Linked DNA regions of Homo sapiens: regions 2 and 3 are each linked to region 1. A link is an interaction called in ENCODE POLR2A ChIA-PET data of the cell type or tissue named here. Cell type or tissue: Caco-2. All regions are shown on one strand. Links, peaks and the distances in the headings refer to the core of each region. The heading gives the core; the rest is flanking DNA. Region 1 overlaps TAPT1 (transmembrane anterior posterior transformation 1). Region 2 overlaps PROM1 (prominin 1). Region 3 overlaps PROM1 (prominin 1).

Region 1 (6,576 bases), core at 1,080-6,079:
TATGGCTGTTGGGAACAGCAACCAAAAGGTGCTTTTTGGTTTTATTTGAGATGAAGATTGTGTTTCCGCTTAATTACTAGTTTGTGGTCTATATCATAGAAGTTATTTCCCACCCCATTTTATCTTGACAACCGTGTTTGCATTTCTGTAAAACTTCTACAACTTCTGGTGTCAGAACTGTCCAGAAGATGGTACTGTTAACTGTTATTTCCTTTGATGTTTTGATTTTGAAGTTTAGCTCTCATGCAAATGTTTCAGGCGTACATACATAGGCAGAAAGCAATTTTTAGGTGATTTGTCTGTTTCTTGGATGAAATATAAAGCAAGCTTTAATGTTCTGACTTGTTCATTTGAAATACAAAAAAGTAAGTGAATTTTAATGTTTTGCATTAACTAAAGAAATCTGAAGATTAATGTTGAGGAAATTGTATGGACATGCCTTTGTGAAACCAGGAAGTATTTTAAGTTAAAAATGAAAAAGGTTTTAATTGCTTTGTGTGTGTTTTAATGGAGCCCCATTTTAGAATTATTTTTTCCATCTCCCTTTACCAACAAAAGGAACAATGCCACCGTGAATGGAATAGTTTGGGGAAAGCTTTGCCAAACACAACCCTGATTTCAGAGCAGGAACATGGTTTGGATAGATCTTCAGTTCCGCTTGAATTATTCTGTTACTGCGCTGTCATTTTCAGAAGATTTCCATTCCTTTGCAGATGCTGTTGGGAGTTCGGGATTATGTTCATTTCTTCTGTTTTAATGGCATTCAGTACTAATTTTATAAGTGCATCTTGTGTGAATCTCAATAAATTCAGTTTTGTAATCTTTTTTAAAAAGGTCACTGAATTTATTTTAATATTTACTATTGTATTTGGTAGAGTGAATTTCCCACTGTATAATAAGTATTTATTTGTAATTCACAAGTGATAGAGCTATCTTAATTTGAATTATTGCTTTGGTCTTAATGGTGGCAAAATGTTTAATTTTGTCTTTGGAAAAAATAGGCTCGGCCTTGATTATAGACCATTTAATATTTCTCAGCAAATGAAGGTATTTGCATTTTACAAGTGTTTTGAATGTCACACAAAATATTTTTCACATCTGGGAGTCAAGTTCAAGACAGTGCTTTGGTTTTAAAAAAATCTAATGAAGGCACAGGATAGGCCAGACCCTTATTAGGTTTTCCTTTAGAATAAGTGTAAAGACCAAGTGTCACTGATACGCTTGTCCAGATTTTCTTGTGGACTTTGGCCAGTATTTAGAGTTTATATTCATGTTACATAAAGTGAAAGAAACTTGCTATAATTAGGCCATCAAAATATATCCTGCCACTCCTGGTAACTCAGCAGAGGAGGAGATAAATTTACAAAATAATGTAATATCTCTACATTGTTACATGTTTTCAACTATTTTTTATCAACAAAGATTTGTTAATCACTTCCTATGTGTCAGAAACTGTTCTAAGTGGTGGGATCAGCAATGAGCAAGATAAGTCCCTGTTCGTCTGTGGAAGACTGATAGGAACAAGTCGATGAAATAATGTCTGCTGGTCACAGAGTGTCCACTGACCAAATGATCTCTCAGGCTTATTTCAGCTCTAAAATATAGTTCTTTAAAACGTTTGTGTAAGTCTGATTTTTTTCCTATTGGATTAGCTTGAAATAAGATAATTGTATAGCAATTTTACAGTGCTTCTATAAAATAGAAATAAGAAAAGACTTTCTCCCTGAAGACTGCTAGTTGTCCAGCAGAATCCATTCTCCTGTTCCATTGTGTAGAGTTGTAGCTGGGCATGTGCTGCTTGCTGGGGACTGCATTTCTCAGCCCCTCTTGCTGTTACCTGTAGCCAGCTGACTCATTCTCCCAGGGGATGTAAGTTGAAGGGTGTATTCCGCTATTGGGCCAGGACCCTTAAGACCATGGGTGAGTCCCCCTCACCTCCTCTGTCCCCTTCCCACAGGTGGAACCCAGAGAAGGTAGTGACCTTGTCCCAGTAGGTGCCCATCATGGCAGAGCCATGAGAGAGAAGGAACCTGGGTCCCTGAATGCCGCTGTGGAGCAGAGTTGCTGGTCAGCTTGGAAAATTCCGCTTGACTATACATAAGAGAGAAACTTTTGAAATGCCATTGTTTCTAAGCCACTGAACCTGGAGGTTCTGTGTTCTGTTCATGAAGTTTAGCCCACATTAGTACATTAGGAAATCTGAGAGGGACTATTTAGAGATCTTTACATAAAAGGAGCAAGGAGTTAGACCTATCTTGCTAAAACACATTCTTCTGAAAATTCTCTCTGGATACTCATTATTTATTATTTATATGGAAAAAGATAAAGATTACTCCACCCCACTTTTTCAGAGGTCAGACTCTCAGCACCCTTGGCTGTCTTGAACTGAACATTAAACTTGCCCATAAGTGGCAAAGTTCTATTTGTCCATATACTCTATCAAATAGACATTTCTTGCCCTTTATCTCAGAAAAGTGTGTATAGTAAAAGAGTAAAGTGTAAGTAGAGCTTAACAGCAAGGAGAAGTAGAAGCAAGAGGAGTTAATCAAGAGAGCAGTAAAAATATACCTGACGTCAGTGATGCCATGCCTGTGATTGCCAATAAACTGTGTTACAGGTCAATGTGATGTGTGGTATGCAGTAAGTGAGATCTAGGATGATTTAGATTGTGTTCATTACATACTATTAAGGATTGTGTTTGATACAAATTAAGGTTCGTACAATTGAGGGGAAGTTGTTCAGAAAAAAATGGCGTTCTCAGGGACCTTGAGTTATCTGAAAAGTTTGCTTATAGGGAGGAACTATTGCTTAGCAGTGCTGAGCAAACAAGGCATTGCTGTTCTAAATTTTATTAAGAGAGTAAATGTATCAGCAAGTTGGCAAAAGGCACAGTTATGCATAGTGTAGTAAAGTTGTATTTGAGGTTTTTGATATTTAATGACAAGGTAGGTATCAATACAATATGTTTTGCTTATTTATATGTTTTGTTTCTTGGGTTTTCTTGTTTGTTTTTTGTTTTTGGCTTATAAGGAAACCAAGGGAGGTCTTGAAGGCCCCTTTGGCCTCTTTTTAGAGGTATTAGCTCAGGGACTACAGAATGAATGAGCTCTTGCAGTGTGAATAATCTTCGAAGTGGATGGTTAATTTTGAAACTGCAATTATTTTCAATAAGCACATTCTCATTCCATTTTTAATATGTCAACATAAGAATGTAAATACTGGGAAGATTAGAAATCGCCATAATGTCAGGTTTAACCAGATAAGTGAAATGTATAACAAGGAAAAGGCATAAAAAGCTTGTTGGACTTACTTTCACAGATATTAATTGCACTCACTGAGCAGAGCACAGAAATGAAGGAGCTGTGCTTTCTGCCCATGGGGCTTAACTGTAATCTGACAGTGAAAAGTCCAAGATTCTTAGCAAGGCACTAAAGACTGGGGGGCTGACCCGGCAATTACAGCCCTGTGTGATGAGTACCACCATAAACCACGCCTCTGGCTGCAGCAAAACATTCAACCACATTCACTGCTGTAGCCCTTGCACCTCGTTCCTGGCACACACAGGCAGGCAATAAACATTTATTGGATGAAGAAAACATAGGGGCCATTGCAGAAGGTGTGCACTTGGGCCGCCTTGAAACAAGTAGGAATTAGATGGATAAGAAGGGAGAGGAAGGGCAAGGCACGAATGAACAAAAGAGGAAAGAGCACAGCGGAAGCTGCAGCGCAGGTTTCCTTCACTCCCCATTAAGTGCCAGCTGTCTTGCTGGGAAGATGAGGAGGGAAGCTTCCGTCCCATCCCTGGGGAAACGAGATGGAGGATGGAGGCAGGGGCTAGATCTCAAGAGCGCTCTTAATGCCTTGCTAAGAATCTTAGACGGTTAATCCTATAGACAAAGGGTGGAGGAGCTTAAGTGGAATTTTAAGTTGTTGTAATTATCAAATGAGAAATGAAAAAAAAAACTACTTGGTAAACTCTGAAGTGCTATGAACAGATCAATGTTTTAGAAAAGTCAGGGTGGTGTCCTTGTAAAGGATTATTGTGTAATCGCTTTTGTGTTCGTGTGAAAGCAGGGCTAAGCTCATTTTCTACATTCTTCTCATTGAACCTTTATGTCTCTCTAAAGCAGACACTTACCCCATTTTATAAGTAGAAAACTGTGGCTTAGAAAGGTTAAGTAACTTGTTCAGGGTCACACAAGGAGCAAGGAGCACAGCAGAAAGTTAAACCGCCTTCCTGAACTGGAAAACTGGAGCTCTCAAGCTCTCTGCCTTCTGCTATTTACGGAGAAGGGAGAAGCCAGATAAGGAAACCCCTTGAGGGAAGTGCCTGCAGCCACTCACAGCAGAGTGCGAGGACTTCAGGGATGTAGGGTGTACTGAGCTCTGGGATATTTACCCCTCTAAGATACTCTGGAGGGCTAGCCTGCCGTGTGATGTTGCAGTCAAGACCCTTGCTCTGTGCAACACAGCAAACCTCAGTCTCCTCATCTGCAAATCAGGGTTGAGAATATCCACTTCTCAGGGTTGTGAAGAGCAAATCAGATAATGCATCTGAAACTGTTTGTGAAGGCAACACACATGTCTAAGCTATGATGACGCAGCCCACATCAGTGATCCCCACAGTGTGGTCCCTGGGCCAGTGGCATCACATCACCTGGGAACAGACCAGAAATGCAGATCCCTGGGCCCTGCCCAGATGTGCTGAATCAGAAACTTCAGGGGTGGAGCTGGACAATGTTTGTTTGTTTAGACAGAGCCTTTGTTTTTTGAGACGGAGTCTCGCTCTGTCGCCCAGGCTAGAGTGCAGTGGTGCGATCTCAGCTCACTGCAACCTCCGCCTCCCGGGTTCAAGCAATTCTCCTGCCTCAGCCTCCTGAGTAGCTGGGATTACAGGCGTGCGCCACCACGCCAGGCTAATTTTTGTATTTTTAGTAGAGATAGGGTTTCACCATGTTGGCCAGGCTGGTCTCGAACTCCTGACCTCAAGTGATCCACCCACTTCGGCCTCTCAGAGTGGTGGGCTTACAAGTGTGAGCCACTGCGCCCGGCCAGGACAATCTGTTTTAACAGGCCCCTGGGCGAGTCTCCCCACTAAAGTGTGAGAACCGTGGAAAGTCATCATCCTCTAGGATCTAGATTTCAGGGTGATGGGTCCAAAAACTCACCTCTACTTTTTCCAAAGTAAAGATTGGAGAGACTAAAACACGATTTGGGGGCCAGAAGTTCTCTAGCATATGACTACATTCTGTTTAAAATCCATGATTGCTGTCACTCACTCAAGGCCAGGCAGCTAGACAGAGGCAGAGCAGGCTAGGACCAGGGGTTTCTAGATCTTCCTGAAACCCCCGCGCTGCTTCTACCGCATCCTCAGGGCTCCACCCCATCCTCTGGCAATAGTACCTTTCAGACGAGTCCTGCAGAAATCATAGAGCACTCATGATACCAAAGCTTTAATCACCAAGAGTTGGGGAAGGGAGAAAGGATATACAATCCACTAAGTGGCGTGATTCAGCACCAAAGCACCTTGTAGGGGATTCAGTCTGTTTTCACTGAGCATCTCCACCCATCTAGGAGTTGCTGGTGCAGCCAGCAAGGCAGGCACATCCCCTCTCTTTAGAAGCTTATATTCCAGTAGAGAAAACATCATAAAAATGTGAACGGGGCATTTCAGAAGGCGACCTGTGCTACAGAGGTAACAAGGTAAGGTGATAGGGACATGATGCTTTCTTGAAACCACATGGTCAGGGAAAGCCTCTAAAGGTGACATACAAGCAGAGACCTGAACTAAGGGAATGTCATGTGGCAGAGGCCCTCAAGTTCAAAGCTACTGAATTGAGAGGGAACAGAGTGTATCCTAGGAGCAGAAAGAAGTTCATTAGGGCTGGGAAATGAGGACATGGGGGTGGGAATGGGTTGCAGCTTTAATTGGTATGGGAGTGGAAGTCCAGGTCATCCAAGCCCCAGGACCGGAGGAGTTAGGTTACTACTGGTCCAAGGACGAGATAAAGAGTTAGGATATTACTGTCTTCTGCTCTCCGAAAAACGGGTTGCAGGGCAAGTAGCATAAAATCAGAGAGGCTAGCGAAGGGCTGTTTCTGTGATATAAACCAGGCTCAGGCAGGCCTGGACTCATGCCAGGGCAGGGCCAGGAACCCCCAGCCTGGCCTGGCTCTGTCTCCACCTCAGAAGGGCAAAGCAGCAGTAGCCTCTTGCAGGAACCTTAACACTTCCTTTGGCAACACAGACGCAGGACAGAGGATTCTGAACCTAGCTTTACCCATTTGTTTCTTCAATGCTGACACCACCTAGTAGGCAAAGTCAACTTCTATCTAATTGTGTTTCTCATTGGATGATCATGGTGATGAATGGCCTCCAGTTCTGCTACTCTCTGAAATGATGCCCGGGGGAAACAAGAGGGAAGCATCTGTAAGCTCCCCACCGAGCATCTGTAAGCTCCCCACCGAGCAGCAGGAAACAGTTCCACTCTCCCAGTGAGGGAATTGTGCTGAGAACTGGAAATGTTTTTTCCAGTTGACAAGATGAAATTTTTTTGAAGTTCAGATTCTATCCAAA
Region 2 (6,576 bases), core at 631-5,630, 87 kb after region 1:
ATAACCTACTAACATTTTTATTTAAAAAAACTCTTTAATTTTTGTCGGTACCTAGTAGGTGTATATATTCACGGGGTACAAGAGATATTTTGATACAGACATGCAATGTGTAATAATCACATCATATAAAATGGTGTATCTATCTCCTCAAACATTTATTCTTTGTGTTACAAACAATCCAATTACTCTTTTAGTTATTTCAAAATGTACAATTACATTATTATTGACTATAGTCATCCTGTTGTGCTATCAGATACTAGGTCTTATTCATCCTTTTAAACTAGTTTCCTACTAATGTTTTTAGTCTTTGCTTCTTGGTTTTGTTTTAATATAAAAGGCATAGAATTCAGTTGTCGAATATGAATTTACAATCATTTCCTCAAAAAGACTGGAAAGCTTCCCGTGTCTCATTCTAAGGCATATCATGTAATTAGTTAATCCCATAATCTCTTTCCATATGTTGCTCTATTTTGGTCCCTTTAGATTTGATTGGAAGGTTTCCTCATACTTTTTTTTTTAATAAGGAAAAGCAATGTATTTTAAGGTCTTCATTCTGGTGATCAAGTTCGAAGATGTCTTTTAGCTTACACAACTTCCAATGCATTACAAGGTTTTGAACTGCAACAACATTGTTAGACCGAAGGAGGGAACTGAAGAATTGTAATCCTAATGTAATCTGAGGGTATTAGCCTAGTTTGTCTCTTGACCTTCATCAATACTTATTACCTTGGAGAAGGAAATTCTCAACTTTCAACAGTAGACCAGGGCAGACCAGCATTACCTCTTTGGGAGGAAAAATTATTAGGTTGCTTAAGTAATATAATATTGAGTTTAACAGATGAATCTTGGGGTGTTGGTTTTCTTCCATCATCCTATTTGTATTCTTTCACCTAGTTACTACATTTCCTAGTGGTCTTAAAGTGCCCACTGGGTGCTTTGCAATGTAGAGGACACATATAAGATAATCATGATTTTTCCATTTGGGGCCAATGCATTTCACAAGTACCAAGTCATAAATAGATGCCCTCATAATTGAAGATGCAAAAAACAAAACAGAAAGAGTGAGAGCATGTGCATGATTGAGTCCTATATATTGTTTATTAGTTTAATACCTTAGTACATTAACCAAACACAAGACTTCAGGACAGGTCGTCTGTGGAGTAATATCTTCATAGAAGCTATTCTCCCATAGATATATCCTTTCATTTGAAAGCGTGCAACTGGCCAGTGGGCTCTTCGTGCCTGCTGGCCAGATACAGCCGATATATCAATTTAGAGGAATTGCAGTGGAGAAAGAGTTTAATTCAAGCAGAGCCAGCTGAATGGGAGGCTGGAGTTTTATTACTCAAAGCAGTCTCCCCCAAAATTCAGGGATTGGGGTTTTTAAGTATAATTTGGTGGGTAGGGGATTAGAAAGTGGGGAGTGCTGATTGGTCGGGTAGAAGATGAAATCATAGGGAATAGAAGCTGTCCTCTTGCACTGTCAGTTCCTGGGTGGGGGTCACAAGACCAGGTGAGCCAGTTTATCTATCTGGGTGGCATCAGCTGATGCCTCAAAACACAGGGTCTGCAAAGTACTCTGCAAAGTATCTGCAAAGTATCTCAAGCACTGATTTTAGGCTTTACAACAGTGATGTTGTCCCTAGGAGCAACTGGGAGGTTTAGAACTTTGTGACCTCTAGCTGTATAACTCCTAAACCATAATTTCTAATCTTGTGGCTAATTTTTTAGTCCTGCAAGAGCAGGGTAGTCACCCATCAAGAAGCGGTTTGTCTTGGGAAAGGTCTGTTACTGTCTTTGTTTCAAAGTTAAACTATAAACTAAGTTCCTCCCAAAGTTAGCTGGGCCTATGGCCAGGAATGAATAAGGATAGGTTGGAGGTTAGAAGCAAGATGGAGTTGGTTAGGTCAGATCTCTTTCACTGTAATAATTTTCTCAGTTATAATTTTTGCAAAGGTGATTTCAAGAGTAGTGGTGCTTTGAATGCAAAGTTCCAGTACAGGTCAAGGAATAGAAGAGATAGGGACAGCCCTGGAGCCTGTGCTTCCTCTTTTCTTACCATCTGACTGGAAAGTTTTTCACTTTTATATTCTGTGTCCAATCAATTGGTTTGCCAAATTTTGCATTTGAAACTCTAAGAGAAACCCTTCTTGTATCCCCAGGAAGTAAGGCTTTTTCTCAAGTTCCAGCTTAATAAACATAAAATGGAAAGGTCTTATTCAGCTGGGACTTGAGACAAAGCCTTACTTCCTGGGCAGAAGAGATTAGTTTAAATTAGACAAGGAACACAGGTAACCACCCCTGTGTTGACATGGCAGAATGTATTCTAGAACCTGCTGTGGGTATTTCATAAATGCTTGCCTTGGCCTGAAGCTGCAAAAGGATTACTCTACACAGGGGGCTTAGGCTCATTAAGAAGAGAGCTGTGCCTTACCTTTGAGAAGAGTCTCTTGTTCATTCATTCAAACCTGAAAGGATATTGGTGGCAGGGTGATCAGAGGAAGTTAGGGACAGGGTGTTCCAGGTAGAGAGTAGGGCATGTCTAGGGCATGTAGGAGACTGTGGTTCCAATATGAGTGTCCTACTCCATTCAGTTTCTTGGAATAATACCATAGACTAGGTAACTTAAACAACAGGCATTTATTTCTCAGAGTGCTGGAGGCTGGGATGTCTAAGATAAAGGTGCTGGCAGATTTGCTGTCTAGGGAAGGCTCACTTTCTGGCTTGTGAACAGCCACCTTCTCGCTGTGTGCTCACATGCTCTTTCCTGGGTGCAGGCTCCTGGAGAGAGGGTGAAAAGATATCTTCTCTTTCTCTAATCCCATCAGGCACTAATTCCATCATGAAGGTCTCACCCTTATGACCTAATTTAAACCTAATTACCTCTCCCAGAATCCCCACCTCCAAACACCATCATGTCAGGGGTTAACGCTTCAACACAGAAATGTCAGGGGACACAGATATTCAGGACGTGACAGAGGGTGAAATAGGTATTCATGGAATAAATTGACCAAAGTTAGGGAGAACCAGAGCTGGAGGACCTTGATCTCCAGGGAGTTTTAGAGAGAGAAGGAAGGTGAGGAAGCCTTCCAGCAGAGGTTTCATTTGTTGGACAAGCATTTATTGAAAGTCCCTGCGTTCTGCGGTACACCTTGCTGGATGCTGTCAGCCAGGGTGTACGTGGAATTCAGTTTGGGGAAGAGAACCCATCAACAGCTGATAGGTTAGAGCACAGGGAGGTGGAGGCTTTTGTAGTGGTCTGGAGGGAGGTAATAATGAATTCAAAATGAAACAAAAGGGAATAGGGGAAATGGATGCAGTGTCCATTCCATGTCCCAGGAACTTGGTTTAAATCCTAGCTCTTGCCTGTTAACTGCTGAATGATCTTGGCTAAGTTGTCTAACTTTCAGACCCTTTTTTCTCTTAGACATAAAGTGGATTACAGTTACAATCAATTTGATGCCACGATTGATGTAGGGAGGAGACTTAGGAATCAGAAGGTGTCTCCAGGAGGGATCATTGAACTGTCCTTGCTGCTGTTCCCTTAGGAACATTCTACATGGCATTGCCTCGTAAGAAACAGTCCCTTCACTTTTGAGGTTAAGTGGGCCGTGTTCCCTTGGCAAGCCTGACAGTAGCGGAACAGGGTCTAGAAGCCAAGGTTTGGATGTGATGCTAGTTTACTGATTGGTCTTTGCTTCTCTGCAAAAATATCTACATCTGACAGGCTCTTGTTTTCTTGGTTTCTTTGTTCTTTTCTGCAGTTCTCAGTATCTGCTGTAAGACTTACTTTGCTAAGTGTTTGCTCATTTGATTCTTTTGTTAAACAAAATTATGGGAGGTCTTTGTTCTAGACTGGCCCCAACAGACCAGTCCAAATCAAAATGGACTCAATCATGCTAACTGCGATGTAATCAAACTGAAACTTTAAGGAAGCAGAGAGATCCCAAAACAGACCAAATTTTTTTTAAACTCTTGAAAACAGGAGATTGCATCATAATAACAAAGTCCCCTCTGCTCTAAACTCCACTAAAAAACAAGTAACCTGAAATAATCAGTCAGGTTCTTTTTTTCTATTTCTGTGTCCTTGTTTCCACCTACAAAACTGTTCTGCTGTTTTCCAGTGGGATTTGAGATGAAATAAGTCCGTTAACGATGGAGACAGAGTGACTTCAATGCCTAAAGTTTTGGTCAGCCTCTCAAAATTGCCAAATTTACCAACCTCTCAATCTTGAGAGGTTGATCTAAAGGGGGGAAATTGTTAAAAAATTAAATGTAGCCTAAAGCTGCCTCCTTACATATTTTAAGTTTGGCCTAAATGTTTCTCCATACATAGTAAACTGTGACCTAAACACATTTGTGAACAGACTTGCGACCTACTCTTATAACAAGTAGCTGAGTCTTACCCAATCGCATTAGCTGAGTTTCAGCCAATCGCAGGTGGCCACTAGTTCAAATCCTGTTCAAATAAAGCAAACACCCAGCTGTATCCCATCTAGCTGTTCCTGTACCTCAGTTGTGTTTTCTGCATATCACTTTCCTTTATCTGTCCATAAATGTTATATGACCCAGAGTCGTTCTGAATGTATTCTGATTCCAAGGGCTGCCTGATTCATGAATCATTCTTTGCTCAGTTGAACGCTATTAAATCTAATTTGTCTAAAGTTTTTCCCTGAATACTTCCAATAACTTTGGAAGGTAGATGATGGTGGTAAGTGGTGATATTATTTCTTACATTCTCCTCAACAGATTGGAAAACTAAGTCAGAAAGAGGTTACATGTTCAAGGCACACACTAGCTTGTGGCATATTGAGAAACTCCCATCTCTAGGACTAGTTTTATCTCCTATAAAACACAGCTGCCTTGTGTGTATTTTTCTTTTATTTTACTATGATGCTTTTAAAATGACCATGGGTTAGTATGGAAAATAGTAATTTTTGCACGTTAAAAGTATGCATTGTAAAAGATTGTCTGATGTGGATGATGAGTAGTGCCACTTCCAATTTTATGTGGCCGTGATGAACTTGGCATAAGTTCTGACCAGATCTGAGCTATTCTAATGGAACAAACAAGGAAATACGTCTCCTCTGTTGTTAGTTTCCTATAAATTCTCTAAAATTATTCTCTGCCCTGTTTTGTTTTGGTTTTTGTTTTTTGTTTTTTTCGAGGCAGAGTCTTGCTTTGTTGCCCATACTGGAGTGCAGTGGCACGATCTCGGCTCACTGCAACCTCTGCCTCCCGGGTTCAAGTGATTCTCCTGCCTCAGCCTCCCGCGTAGCTGGGATAACAGTCATGCGCCACCATACTTAGCTAATTTTTGTATTTTTAGTAGAGATGGAGTTTTGCCATGTTGGCTAGGCTGGTCTTGAACTCCTAACCTCAGGTGATCCGCATGCCTTGGCCTCCCAAAGTGCTAGGATTACAGGCATGAGCCACCATGCCCAGCATTGGTATGTTTTTAAATTTAGATTTTAGGATGGTTGGCCTATTTGTAAAAATATTTTAGGTGATTCTGATTTGCTCGTGGGATTTGGTGTGTGTGGGAGTGGAGTTGGGTGAGTTGGTAGAAGTGAGGAAGGTGGGGAGTTAAGCCTTGTTTCCATGGAATTTGAGAGGCCATCAGGATGTTATAGTGAGTATAAGAGCTCCCTCCATTACAGGTAACAGAATCCTATTAGCTGTAAGGACAAAATTATAACAAATTTAGTTGAAAGATCTCAATTGGCTATATTTGCAATTCTAGAATTGAGCGACACTTTATTCCACAAAATTGAATAAATGTCGCAGTGAGTCCAGCAGAGCCTAGCTTAATATTCAGAAAAAGGGCTGAAGAAAGCAGAAACAAAGAACACAAAGTTGAATTGGTCACTTCAAAGTTACTTTCCTTGTAAGACAGGGACATGGAGACAGAGCAATAGAGAAATAACTGGTTACATCAAGTGACTTCAGGTTAAGGATTGAAATGGAGGGAGCTTCATTATCATGCCAATAGCAACTGGCCTGTTTGGGAAATAGGCTGCTATCTGTCTCTCCTGATTTCTTGGAAAGCCAGATAACAACTCAGTTTCCATTTGGTAACGTGGAACTTTAGCATGGGTGACTCCATTTTGATTTTTATTCTGCTCTGTTGGGGCCTAGTACAGGAGCCTAGTCCTAAACAGTGGCCTCCTATCATTTTTATTTAAGATAGCCAAGGTAACCAAAAACAGGGAGTTTCTCATCAGGACTCCGGGTTCTCTCAGGGCACTCAGTGACATATGAGCCACCAGGGACCAGCCCTCACCTGGATTCTCTCTGCCTCCTATCTTGGCTTCTCTGTACATCTACTCTGCCTCCTCCCCTACCCTCTCCCTCTGGCTTCCTGCACCCCTGCAGTCCTCATGGTGGAGAACCAGCTTGTCAGCATCATAGGTTTCAGGCCAGCTTCTTGGAGAGTGGCTGGGAGTTCTTTCTTTTTCTATCCCAATTCTCAATTCCCAGGGAGGGCTTCTGGCTCACCCGAACCAATCATAAACCGTGGAGCCATTGAGTCACGTGGCCGGGGTCGTCTGTGTGAGCCTGGCTGCTGTGGGCCCT
Region 3 (6,576 bases), core at 494-5,493, 100 kb after region 1:
ATTTGGAAAAAAAATGCAGGGATAACCTATTTATATGACTGAAAATTCAGAAGTACAAAGGAATATGCAGTGTGAAGCTTCAGTCCCATTCCTGATTCTCAGCCCCCCGCCTCCCTTTATAGGCAACCATTGTTATCAGCGTTTGTGTGTGTCTGTGTCTCTTCAGACCTATTTTATGCATGTAGAAGCCAACATGTGTATATGGTCTTGTCTCCATCAGTGAAAAAATACTGTATATATTACTTGGCACCTTGCTTTCTTTTTAAACATACAGCTTGATTATTATTTTATATTAGCACCTAGAGAGCCCTCTCATCCTTATTTTTTTAGATCTACCCCTAACAGTCTTACTACCATTTTTTTTAATTGCTGTGAGGTAGTTTATTATTTATCAATTAATTTCAACCATTTTGCTGTTATATACATTGTTATAAATTATTTTAGTTATTTCACAAATATGCAAGTATATATATGGGGTAAACTCCTAGAAATAGAATTGCCAGGTCAGTTTATAATTTCATGAATTTGCACTAAGTGACTTTTCACTGAGGCTGGACTGCAGTGACACAATCGTAGCTCACTGCAGCCTCCACCTCCTGGGCTTAGGCGATCCTCCCACCTTAGCCTCTCCAGTAGCTGGAACACAGGCATGCACCACCCCACCCGACTAATTTTTTTTATTTTTTAGAGAGACAGGATCTCCCCATGTTGCCCAGGCTGGTCTCGAACTCCTGGGCTCAAGCCATCCTCCTGCCTTGGCCTCCCAAAGTGCTGGGATTATAGATGTGAGCTTCTGAGCCTGGCCAGTTTGCACTTTTGATAGATATCACCTAATGGCACTCCATAAATGTTGAACCAGTTTACCTATACATCAGAAAAATGCAGAAACAGCTCACTGAATTTTGTCTACTGTCTTGTGGGGTGGACATTTCTATTTTATGTACATGGAAATGGAGGCTCGGAGAGGGTAACTCACTTAGCCAAGGGTCACATAGCTTGTGAGTGGGCAGAGCAGGAATTTGAACTCATATCTGACTGATTTCAGAATCTTGTTTTTTTCATTATCCTCTTAGACTAGGCTATTACATAATACATTTAGGAGGGTTGAACAATGCATTCCATGAAAATGCTTTGTAAGTTCCAGTACTTCCTAGATGTCTAGAAAGGAAAAACAAGTGGAGTGATTCTGAACATTTGATATAAAGGTTCTGTCCAGGTATTACTCAGTGGAGTTTAGCCCATTCCCAAGGTACCTTTTTGGACACTGTACTGCTTGTTTTCCAGGTGTGTCTTCCCTGCTGCAACATGACTAGGCTCCAGAGTTAAGAGCTGGGCTTTATGCCTCCTAATGTGCCTTTTAACTGAAAAATTATCTTTGTTTTGTTTAGTTTATTTTTAGTAATTCTTCTATTTTTGGAAGCTTATTTACTTTTTTTTAGCCTTTTGAGGTAAATTATTTTATTTTTATGCTTATTTCCTAATAAATGCATTTAAGTCTGTAAAATTACTCCTGAGGACAGTTTTGGCTTCCTCCTCTAAGTTTTTAAATGCGGTGTTCTCATTTTTTTTTTTTTTTCCCGGAGATGGAGTCTTATTCTGTCGCCCAGGCTAGAGTGCAGTGGCGTGATCTTGGCTCGCTGCAACCTCTGCCTCCTGGGTTCAGGCAATTCTCCTGCCTCAGCCTCCTCAGTAGCTGGGATTACAGGCATGCATCACCACGCCTGGCTAATTTTTGTATTTCTGTAGAGATGGGGTTTTACCATGTTGTCCAGGCTGGTCTTGAACTCCTGACCTCAGGTGATCCACCTGCGTTGGCATCATTTTTCATTTCTGATAGTTTATCATTTGAGTTTTGATTCCCCTCTTTACTCATTTGGCTAATAATATTGAATGAATTTTATCTTTTTGAAAAGCAGTGATTTTTTAAAAAGTATGAGTTGTTATAGTTAGTTCAGTAAAAAATGTTAAAGCCTTCAGTGGTTGTGTTCTGAAGTCCACTGGGCTTTGTCCTGAGCTGTGAGCCGGATGCCTAGAGCGATTCATAAGGCCCCTTCACTCTCTCCTCACTGTTTTCTGGAACTGCACAGTGAAACCTGTTCCTTCCATTACAGTTGTTGAGGCATTTGTTGATTATGTCCCAGTTTCCTCTTTGTGAGAGCCCTTGGAAAAAAACCTTCTTTCTAGTCTTTTTTTCCTGAACAATTGGCCTGGACAGTTTCAGGTGGCTGCTACTGGGAAGTTTTGAAACAGTGAATCACCCTTCGCCACAGGTATAGGACTCTGCTGTACCTTTTGCTTCGTATGTTCCTTGTTCAGCAAACAGGTAAGGAATGAATGCTGTGGGGGATGGAACCATCAGTCAGAGAGCATCTGACTCTATGGAGCTCCTGTTTCCTCTTAGGTCCCCGGGCTTGCTTTTCTTTCTTTTTCTTTCTTCTTATTTATGTTATCGTAATTCTATATGTATCTCTGTAAACCTAGGTAGATATAAATAGAAATAAAAATCCTAATCTTTCTTGAGTGGGATTAAAATAAGAAGAGTCGATAATTTAAAACTAGAGAAGGGAAATAGAGAAGATCTGTTTTCCCCATCAGCCTGGATGAAAGAAGTTTCTTTAGCCTTGCAAGGAGAGTGGTGATTAGTTTACAGAAAATGGCTGGAGAGACAAAGATTCTGTTGAAGAAGCCTGTGGAGAAGAAGCTTCTTAGCTCACCCTGGGAGCCAGAAGGTGGTGATGTGACTGTTCACATTTGGTTTTTCCTTAGCGTTGATTACTTCATGTAGGAGTCTCTAAGTTCCCGAATTATGATTTGAAATGTTTCAATCTGATGCTGTCACTGATGAAATTAGGACATGTTTACTAATTGAGATGAAGGCTCTCTTCGAACCTGACTGCATCCTGGGAAAGAGGAGGTTGTATACGTTTTTATATCCTCTTGGAAACTGGCTGACCCAGAAGCTCAGCCTAATGAGATTTGGACAGCAGGCTTCCAGAAGGGTGATTGATTGTGACATGCTGAGTTTTATGTGCCAGATCTGTGTACAAATGACTGACTACCCGGATGCCTGCCTGGCAAGGAATTGTGTTTCTTTAAAGAGCCATTCCAAATATAACTTGTGCATAGAAATAAAACTGAGAAGAAATGAGTATCTCCTTCTGAAATTCAAGTAAATAGCTCCCTGACTTCAGAAATGACAGCTTCCTAAGCGTTGTATTGCAAAAACAGGAGCAGGCCAGTCTTCCTGAAGACTAATTTGCTCGCATGGAAATCGCATGCTCTCGTGTGAGAGTGTATTTCAAATCTGTCCCCTTCTGACCACCAGGACTGCCCTCTCCCAGCTGAGGCTGCCAGTCCCCTGGACCATGGCCAGGGCCTCCTAATGGGCAGAGAGAATGGGCAGCAGCTTGCAGTAGTAGCCCCAAACCCCTGTAATAGCTAGGCCAGCCGACTCCCTGGAACATGCCAAACGCTCCTAAGCCTCAGACCCTTTGCTTCTCTGCCTATTCCCTTTGCCTGGACGACTCTTCTGCATGGCTCGTTTCTTTTTTTTCTTCTTTCGATTTTTTTTTTTTCATGGCTTGTTTCTTTCCAGCCTTTGCTCAAATGTCATCTCAGAGGGACAGATCGTCTTCCACCCCAACACCCCTCACCTTGCTTCATTTTTCTTTATAGCATTTATTCTGGTATTACAATAAATATTTGTTTATCTCACTTGATAGACTCTAAACATCTTGAAGAGGGGAACACTATTGATTTTGTTCACTCCTCCATACAATAGCCCCAGAATCTGGAGTGGTGCCCACAACGCAGCAAGTACCCCATAATTGTTGCGTGCAAGAGCGGATACACTCTTGTGTACCCTCTCAGGGCCCCCTCCTCTTCCCTTTGTGAGCACCCACAGTCCTGCGTTATAAAGATCCTCTTGCCCTCCTCTGCCACCATGGTTGTTGTTTGGTGGAATCCTAAATCTGGTTGCAGCGTTTTCTGGTTACTCCACTTCCTCAGGCCTACACCCAAGCGGCCGACTGCTCCTAGAAACAATTGCGACTGTGCCAGCTGGACTCTCTTAAATGAATATCCACAGCCCCCACGAGGATGCTCGTACTCCTGACAGCTCTGACCTGTTTCTCAGTCAATCCTCTTTCCTAACCCCCTGCTTGCACACGTCCTCTTCTCTTCTCAAATCTCTACCCTGAACTCTCCTCTGCCAGCTAGAGACCTTACTCTTCATGGAGAATATGGACAGAGTCACTTGCAGACTCACTCACCCCTCCCTGTTTTGACTTCCAGATTTCTACTAGGGTTAGATATGCAGGAAATGTTTTTGTTTGTGTTTAGGATTCTTTTCCCAGAACATTCTTAGCCAAAAGATACGATTAATTTCCAAGTTTTTGAAAGAATTATCAATCCACCAGAAGGTCTGTGATGTTTATGCCACCACTAGTAATGTGTTGGGTATTTAGAAAATGGAATTGTAAAGGCTATGACATTGCATTTTTAAAAATATATATTTCTCATTACCGTCAAGGTTGACCGTTTTCACATCTGTTTCCTTTCTAAGGGGTTTGTCTGTGAAATGCCTCTGCCTAGCTATGTAGCAGAGTCTTAGTCTTTTTATTATTGATTCCGTGACAGCCTCTCTTCAGACGAAAACCCTTTCCCTAGGCTGTTTACCGTGAATTGGTATTAGGCTATTTGGTTCTAGGGAATTTGTGAGTTTGGGGAGATCTTCCGATCAGAAATAATTATTCAATTCCCTACTTCCATTTTGTAGATGAGAACACAAAGGCCCAGATAGGAGAAGCCTGCTCATTTAAGACCCTGCAGCCAAATGAGAGCTGGTAGGATAACGAAGCCAGAAAGAGGACAAGGGGAATTTTTGCCTGGGAGGTTATCTCAGCACACAAGTGATCCTCCTGCCTCAGCCTCCTGAGTAGCTGGAACTGTAGACGTAAGCCACCATGACCAGCCTAATTTATCAAGAATGGTACTGTGATTATGAATCCACATTTTGTTTCTCCAAGGAAAATAGTCTTGCCTAGGAGAATGCTAGGTTCTTAGATCTCATTTAGATGTCTCATTTGGGGCATGCAAGTTTTACTAAGCAATTGCTACAGGTGGACAGCACTGGGTTAGGAGTTACAGGATTTGTGTGGCAGAGAGAACATCTTCTGCTTTAAGGAATGAACAGTCTCTCTAGCAGAGTAGACAAATGTATTTACGTAGAATAAATAGTCCAGGGAACATGTAAGCCAGTGGATCATTAAATGTCACAAGTGAGTTATGAGTTGCAGGGATTTAGTGATGAGGGAAATCAGCTGAGGACCTCACATTTAACTTTGAGGATAGGGATGATTTTTTTCCCCCCCGGAACTCGAGTACTGACCATTATAGGGAGGGTTTTGATAGGTGGGGAAATAGCATCAGCAGACCTCAGAGGGGGCATGAACAAAGGCATGCTTTGGGAGGTCGGGGATCTGGCTGGATTGAAGGGGTCTCATTTGAAGGGAGACATAATTATAGCAACTCTATTAATTGCTCAATATGTATTGGGCATCTTGCTAAGATTTTCACACATTATTTTTTAATGATGAGTATTATTACCTTCATTTTACAGATGAGAAAATTGAGGCCCAGGGAATTTAAATAATTTGCTAAAGTTACACAGCATTAAGTTTCTGACCTGGAATTTGAACTCAGGATCACTTGATTTATGGTGACCATATATTTGTCATTTAAACCGGCACCTTTTGAGAATAAAAGAGAGCGCTGGTAATGATTATGCTAGAACAGCAGATGTAAACCAGGGCTGTCTGGACAAATCAAGATATGTGTTTGGTCACTCTGACTCCAAAGCCTGATTTCACTTTGATTTGAATTGGAAGGGTAGGGTTACATTGTGGGTAGCTTTAAAGACAATTGATGGAGGCCGCGTAAAAGGGGTTAGATAGACTGATTAACTTGATAGCGCTGTATAGAATGGAATGGAGTAGAAGAGAGATGAGAGGCCAAAAGAATAATTAGTGAGTGACTTCATTAAAAGTAGGGTAGATGTGATGGAGATCTGAACTGGATGATGGAATGCAAGGGAGGTAAGACGTCTTATAAATTAGTTTGTTTTGTTTTGTTCGAGACAGAGTCTTGCACTGTCACCCAGGCTGGAGTGCAGTGGCACAATCCTGGCTCACTGCAACCTCCACCTCCCAGGTTCAAGCGATTCTCCTGCCTTGGCCTCCCAAGTAACTGGGATGACAAGTGCTCACCACCACACCTGGCTAACTTTGTATTTTTAGTAGAGTAGGGGTTTCATCATGTTGGCCACACTGGTCTTGATCTCCTGACCTCAAGTGATCTACCAGCATTGGCCTCCCAGAGTGCTGGGATTATAGGCGTGAGCCACTGTGCCCGGCCTTATAAATTGTCTATAATGAAAAATTCCACACCTACTCAAAACCAGAAAGAATACAGTGAATCCCCATATGCCAGTGGCCCAGATAAAAAATTATTTGGTTTTATCATATTTGCTTTATTTATCTTTTCTTTCCATTTTTCTTTGCTGAAGCATTTAAAGCA

The links. ChIA-PET counts read pairs that join two places held together with the same protein. Peaks named below come from ENCODE experiments on the same cell type or tissue, not always from the same donor. Only the 100,000 strongest peaks of a DNase experiment are listed, where the experiment ranks them.
Region 2: POLR2A ChIA-PET joins it to region 1 with 5 read pairs; 3 of 35 experiments call an interaction of 5 or more read pairs at or near these places.
Region 3: POLR2A ChIA-PET joins it to region 1 with 6 read pairs; 3 of 35 experiments call an interaction of 5 or more read pairs at or near these places.

The regions. Positions count from the first base shown.
Region 1 is chr4:16,155,548-16,162,123 of GRCh38, reverse strand. It overlaps TAPT1 (transmembrane anterior posterior transformation 1), which reads left to right. Exons shown (of 14, transcript NM_153365.3): 14 at 1-1,619. Among named protein-coding and RNA genes, the nearest start is that of TAPT1, 68 kb to the left of the region's middle. In Caco-2, for the core only: no CTCF peak of the experiment used is centred there; a DNase peak (open chromatin) is centred at 3,503.
Region 2 is chr4:16,067,824-16,074,399 of GRCh38, reverse strand. All of the region lies in intron 2 of PROM1 (prominin 1), which reads left to right. Among named protein-coding and RNA genes, the nearest start is that of PROM1, 13 kb to the left of the region's middle. RefSeq lists an enhancer at 5,929-6,522. In Caco-2, for the core only: no CTCF peak of the experiment used is centred there; no DNase peak of the experiment used is centred there.
Region 3 is chr4:16,053,651-16,060,226 of GRCh38, reverse strand. The region is part of intron 2 of PROM1 (prominin 1); the gene reads left to right. Among named protein-coding and RNA genes, the nearest start is that of PROM1, 27 kb to the left of the region's middle. In Caco-2, for the core only: no CTCF peak of the experiment used is centred there; no DNase peak of the experiment used is centred there.